Regions from separate parts of the Homo sapiens genome. Here region 2 is linked to region 1. Evidence: read pairs that join two places in POLR2A ChIA-PET (ENCODE). Cell type or tissue: OCI-LY7. All regions are shown on one strand. Links, peaks and the distances in the headings refer to the core of each region. The heading gives the core; the rest is flanking DNA. Region 1 overlaps ATF7IP2 (activating transcription factor 7 interacting protein 2). Region 2 has its middle 45 kb from the start of ATF7IP2.

Evidence for each region. Peaks named below come from ENCODE experiments on the same cell type or tissue, not always from the same donor. Only the 100,000 strongest peaks of a DNase experiment are listed, where the experiment ranks them.
Region 2: POLR2A ChIA-PET joins it to region 1 with 5 read pairs; 4 of 35 experiments call an interaction of 5 or more read pairs at or near these places.

Annotation. Positions count from the first base shown.
Region 1 is chr16:10,417,424-10,420,345 of GRCh38, reverse strand. It overlaps ATF7IP2 (activating transcription factor 7 interacting protein 2), which reads right to left. Exons shown (of 14, transcript NM_001393719.1): 3 at 723-765. Among named protein-coding and RNA genes, the nearest start is that of ATF7IP2, 33 kb to the right of the region's middle. In OCI-LY7, for the core only: no CTCF peak of the experiment used is centred there; no DNase peak of the experiment used is centred there.
Region 2 is chr16:10,339,365-10,342,286 of GRCh38, reverse strand. No RefSeq gene overlaps it. Among named protein-coding and RNA genes, the nearest start is that of ATF7IP2, 45 kb to the left of the region's middle. In OCI-LY7, for the core only: no CTCF peak of the experiment used is centred there; a DNase peak (open chromatin) is centred at 1,646.

The DNA.
Region 1 (2,922 bases), core at 182-2,681:
TTTGGGAGACTAGCTTATGTTCATGTATGTGTAGATACCTTTTCTCATTTTGTCTGGGCTACATGCCAATCAGGACAGTCTTCTGCCTGTGTTAAACATCATCTTTTGCAGTATTTTGCGGTGATGGGCATTCCAGCATCTATTAAAATGGACAATGCCCCAGGCTATATATACTAACCAAGCTCTAGCTACATTTTTCTCTGTATGGAATATTAAACACATTACTGGCATCCCATGTAATTCTCAAGGACAACCCATTGTGGAATGAATGAATCTCTCCCCGAAACAGCCGTTGCAAAAGCAAAAGGAGGGAAACAGAGACTACAGGACATCATGAATATGCAACTGAATCTAGCATTACTGACTTTACATTTTTTGAGCCTGCCTAAAGGCCAGATGCTATCAGCAGCTGAACAGCATCTACAGAAACCAGCTGCAAAGGCAGAAGCAGAACAACTGGTTTGGTGGAGAGATGCAATAACAAAAATTGGGAAACAGGTAAAATAATAATTTGGGGTAGAGGTTATGCTTGTGTTTTGCCAGGACTGAATCAACAGCCAATTTGGGTGCCACTGAGATACCTAAAGCCTTACTATGAGCCAGATACTCCGGAAGAGGTTTTGGGAGGATTCCAAACACACACCAGTTGCAGCCATGTTGAGACTGACACTGAGGAGGACCCCAACTGTCACGAGCAACACCTGTCGAATGCAGCCACCTACCTGGGGACAGATCAAGAAGCTGTCACAGACGGCGGAAGAAAACCTGAGGAAAGCGGAACAACCAATCACAATGAGTAATTTAATGATAGCTATGATAGCAGTGATCACCATTGCCATGAGTATTCCTTTAGCAAGGGCTGACACAGAGAACAATTATACTTATTGGGTATATTTACCTTTTCCACCACTTCTATGGCCTGTAACTTGGCTGGACCCCCCAGTGGAGGTATACACTAATGATAGCTCTTGGATGCTCGGTCCTACAGATAATAGAGGCCCGTCTCACCCACATGAGGAAGGAACTGTTAGGAATATTTCTTTAGGATTTGAACATTCACCTATCTGTTTGGGAAAGGTCACCAGTTGCCTACCCCCTCACTATCAATCTTGGCTGGCAATAATGCCTGGATGTAATCATTCTATGACACAGTTACACATGCTTTCTGGTCTCACTATTTACCATAATAAATCTGCTCCTATAATTGAGGCATACTGCCATCAAAAACCTGTTTGTAAACAGAATTGGACCTGGCCCGAAAAAATGAACGTACTTGTTTGGGAAGATTGCACTGCAGAACAGGCAGAGGTGCTGCGCAACGATTCCCATGGAATCATTATTGATTGGTCCCCTAAGGGGATGTTTAGCACAAATTGTACCTCTCAGTCTGCGTGCCATGGCCACACTATGTTCAGTTGGTCTGAACAAAACGGTCAGATGGTAGAAATGGTAAGAAGTATGGCAAGAGTTCCTATTATCTGGAAACACGGCAGTATAGTGGCACCTCAACCTCAAATGATATGGCCCGCTCTAGGAGCTAAACATAAGGATTTGTGGAAACTATTAACGGCTCTTAATAAGATCAAAATTTGGGACAGAATAAAAAAGCATCTAGAAGGGCACTCTACAAACTTGTCGTTGGACATTGCAAAATTAAAAGAACAAATATTTAAAGCATCCCAGGCACACCTGACCTTAATGCCAGGAACTGGAGTGCTTGAAGGAGCTGCAGACAGATTAGCAGCTATTAACCCATTAAAATGGATAAAAACACTTGGAGGCTCTGTGATTTCAATGATGATTGCACTTTTAATCTGTGTTGTCTTTGTATAGTCTGCAGATGTGGATCCTGACTCCTGCAAGAAGTAGCTCACCGTGATAAAGCCGCCTTTGCTTCTATCGTCTTGCAAAAACAAAAAAGGGGGACATGTTGGGAACAGGCCCCCAAATCTGGCCATCAACAGGCCCCAAAACTGGCCATAAACAAAATCTCTGCAGCAGTGTGACATGCTTGTGATAGCTATGATGCCCACGCTGAAGGTTGTTGGTTTACCAGAATGAGGGCAAGGAACACCTGGCCCACCTGGGGTGGAAAACCGCTTAAGGCGTTCCTGAACCACAAACAATAGCATGAGTGTCTGTGCCTTAAGGACATATACCTGCTGCAGATAACTAGCCAGAGCCCATCCCTTTGTTTCCCATTTTAGTTAATCTATACTCTATAGAAACAATGCTTACCACTGGCTTGCTGTCAATGAATATGTGGGTAAAACTCTGTTTGTGGCTTTCAGCTTTGAAGGCTGTCAGCCCCCTGATTCCCACTCCGCACTCTATATTTCTGTGTGTGTGTCTTTAATTCCTCTAGTGCCACTGGGTTAGGGTCTCCACGACCGACGTGGACATCCAATTGTTCCAGCACAATTTTAAAACACCATTACTTACCTTTTTTATGACACCCTCATAAAAAACAAATTGACTTTAAATGAGAAGGTGTATTTCTGGGTTCACGATTCTATTCCATTTGTGTATAGGTCTGTACCACATTATCTTGATTACTGTCATTTGTGAGAAGTTTGGAATTCAGGATGTGTTAAGTCCTCCAACTTTGTTATTCTTGGAGAAGACTGTTTTGGCTATTGTGGGTCCCTTGAATTTCCATATAAATTTTAGGACCAGATTATCAATTTCTGTCTAGTATGAGTGTGGTGTTGTTCCCTACCATTATTGTTCAGCTATCTATCTCTTTCTTTAACTATAGTAATATTTAATGAATCTGGGTGGCCCAGTGTTCAGTGCATGCATATTTAGGATTGTTATATCCTCTTGTTGAATTGATCCCTTTATCATTAAATAATGATCATGTTTGTCTTTCTTTACTGCTTTTGATTTAAAGCTAATTGTATGTGAGATATGTCTAGCTGC
Region 2 (2,922 bases), core at 238-2,737, 78 kb after region 1:
TTGTGTTGAGCTCCTGTCTCATCCTGTGACTTAGAATGCCTTAACCATCTGGGAATGCAGCCCAGAGATTATGAGTCAAATCAGCCTTCCTGAGAACTCAGAGGTTGTGTTTTAATGGATAATTTGGTGGGCAGCGGGGCTAGGGAATGGGTGTTGTTGATTGGTGGGCGATGAAATCATAGCGGTATGAAAAACGGTCCTCTTGCACTCAGTCTGCCTCTGGCTGAGGGCCACAGGACTGGTTGAGTCATGAGTCACAGGTCCAGGTAGGGTCAATTGATTGTCAGAATGCAAAAGTATGAAAAACATTTACAATCTTAGGCACTATAATAGTGATGTTATCTCTGGGTGTGGTGGCTCATGCCTATAATCCCAGCACTTTGGGAGGCCAAGTTAGGCGGATCACCTGAGGTCAGGAGTTTGAGACCAGCCTGGCCAACATGGAGAAACCCCATGGCTACTAAAAATACAAATATTAGCTGGGTGTGGTGGTGGGTGACTGGAATCCCAGCTACTCAGGAGGCTGAGACAGGAGAATCGCTTGAACCCAGGAGGCAGAGGTTGCAGTGAGCCGAGATTGCTTCACTGCACTCCAGCCTGGGCAACAGAGCTAAAAATAATTAGCTGGGTGTGGTGGAACATGTCTGTAATCCCAGCTACTTGGGAGGCTGAGGCAGGAGATCACTTGAACCCGGGAGGCGGAGGTTTCGGTGAGTCAACTTTGAGCCATTGTACTCCAGCCAGTGCAACAAGAGTGAAAAAAAGAATAGAAAAAAAAAGAATTTTTAAAAAAAGACATAAGACATTTCCTATAGGGCCTGAGATAACTTTCTGGGGTAATAGAAATAGTCTGTATCTTGATTGTGGTGGCTATTACACAGGTGTACACATTTGTCAAACCCACGAAATGGTACACTTTTGTTTTTTTTGAGACAGAGTGTCATTCTGTTGCTCAGGCTGGAGTGCAGTGGTGTGATCTCAGCTCACTGAAACCTCTACCTCCCAGGTTCAAGCAATTCTCCTGTCTCAGCCTCCCAAGTAGCTGGGACTACAAGCATGCACCACCATGCCTGGCTAATATTTTTTTGGTAATTTTTAGTAGAGATGGGGTTTTACCATGTGGGCCAGTCTGGTCTTGAACTCCTGACCTCAAGTGATCCACCTGCCTTGGCATCCCAAAGTGCTGGGATTCCAGGTGTAAGCCACCACACCTGACCTGTATACTTTTTAAAATAGGTTTTTTTTTTTTTTTTTTTTTTTTTTTGTGACAGAGTGTTGCTCGGTTGCCCAGTCTGGAGTGTAGTGGCATTATCTTGGCTCACTGTAACCTCCGCCTCCCAGGTTCAAACCATTCTTGTGCCTCAGCCTCCCAAGTAGCTGGGATTACAGGTGCCTGCCACCACACTTGGCTAATTTTTGTATGTTAGCAGAGATGGGGTTTCACCATGTTGGCCAGGCTGGTTTCAAACTCCTGACCCCAGGTGACCTACTCACCTCAGCCTCCCAAAGTGCTGGGATTACAGGCATGAGCCACTGTGCCCAGCCAAAATAGGGGAATTTTATTATAAGTTACACTGTTGCAGGAATCAAGGGACAGGAGAGACCAATGGGTGGGACATGAGGATTTTATTAGGTGAGCACCAGCCCAGTGGATTAACATCCAAAGGCTGAGCCCTGAGCAAAGACAGGGCTTGACTTTTATACATGCATCTGAAATGGGGTTGGCCGGTTTGATGGCGCGAAACCTGTAGAGCAGGCAAGCGAGCTTACAGAAGCAGAACAAAGGCAGTTTGTCAAACAGTGATAGGTTTTAGAACTCAAACTTATCTTGTGACCTTGCCGTGCTGCACAGAAGGGAAAAACAGGAACTTACAAAACTTGCAAAAATAATTATGAGAACAGAACAAGGAACAACGGTAAGGGGGAAGAATCTGAAGGGGGAAGCTGAAAGAAAAACTTGTTTTCTTCATCCCTGCTCTGGGATGGGAGGGAGAGGCTCTGGATCCCATCCCTTCTGGGCCCTGCCTCTGTAGATAGTGCTATCAAAGTCCCAACAGAGCCCTGCCCATTGCTGGGCCTTTGAGTGAGTCAGCCTAGTACAGGAAAACTTGTTTTTCTTTTTATGTCTTCTGCTTCAATACCACCTTAAAGTTAATTCTTAAAAAAGTAAGGTTCTCTACATGTAAGGTCCTCTGAATGGGCTACACCATGGTCAAGCCATTGTGACCCCTGTGACCCACACATACAGGCCTCCTGGAGTCACAAAGCCTGGAGCAACAAGAGAACCACTAAAGAAGAAGAAACAGCTAGTTCCTGCCTTAACTGATTAACCAAATTTGCAACATTCCACCATTGTCATATGTTCCTGCCCTACCCTAACTAATCAATCGACCTTGTGATACGGTGCCTTGTGACCTCCCCCTACCTCATGACTATGCATCTTATGACATTCTTCCCCTGCCCAAAAAAACTGCCCCTAAATGTAACTTTCCTCTTCCTACCCCAAACCTATAAAACCAGTTCCACTCCCACCACCCTTCATTGACTCCTTTCTCAGACTCAGCCGACTTGCACCCAAGTAAACAGCCTTGTTGCTCACACTAATCCTACTCAGGTGTTCCCTTATAAAGATGTGTGTAACACTATGCACTGCAGGTAAACACAAAGGAGGAGCACTTTGCACTTTTTTAGAAGATTTTTTTTTTTTTAAGAGACAAGGTCTCACTCTACCACCCAGGCTGGAGTATGATCATACCACACTGCAGCCTCAAACTCCTGGGCTCAAGCAATCCTCTCACTTCAGCCTCCTGAGTAGCTAGGACTACAGGTGTACAAAATTAGCCTAATTTTCACTTTTCATTTTTTGTAGAGACAGGCTCTCGCCATGTTCCCTAGGCTGGTGTCAAACTGCCAGCCTCAAGC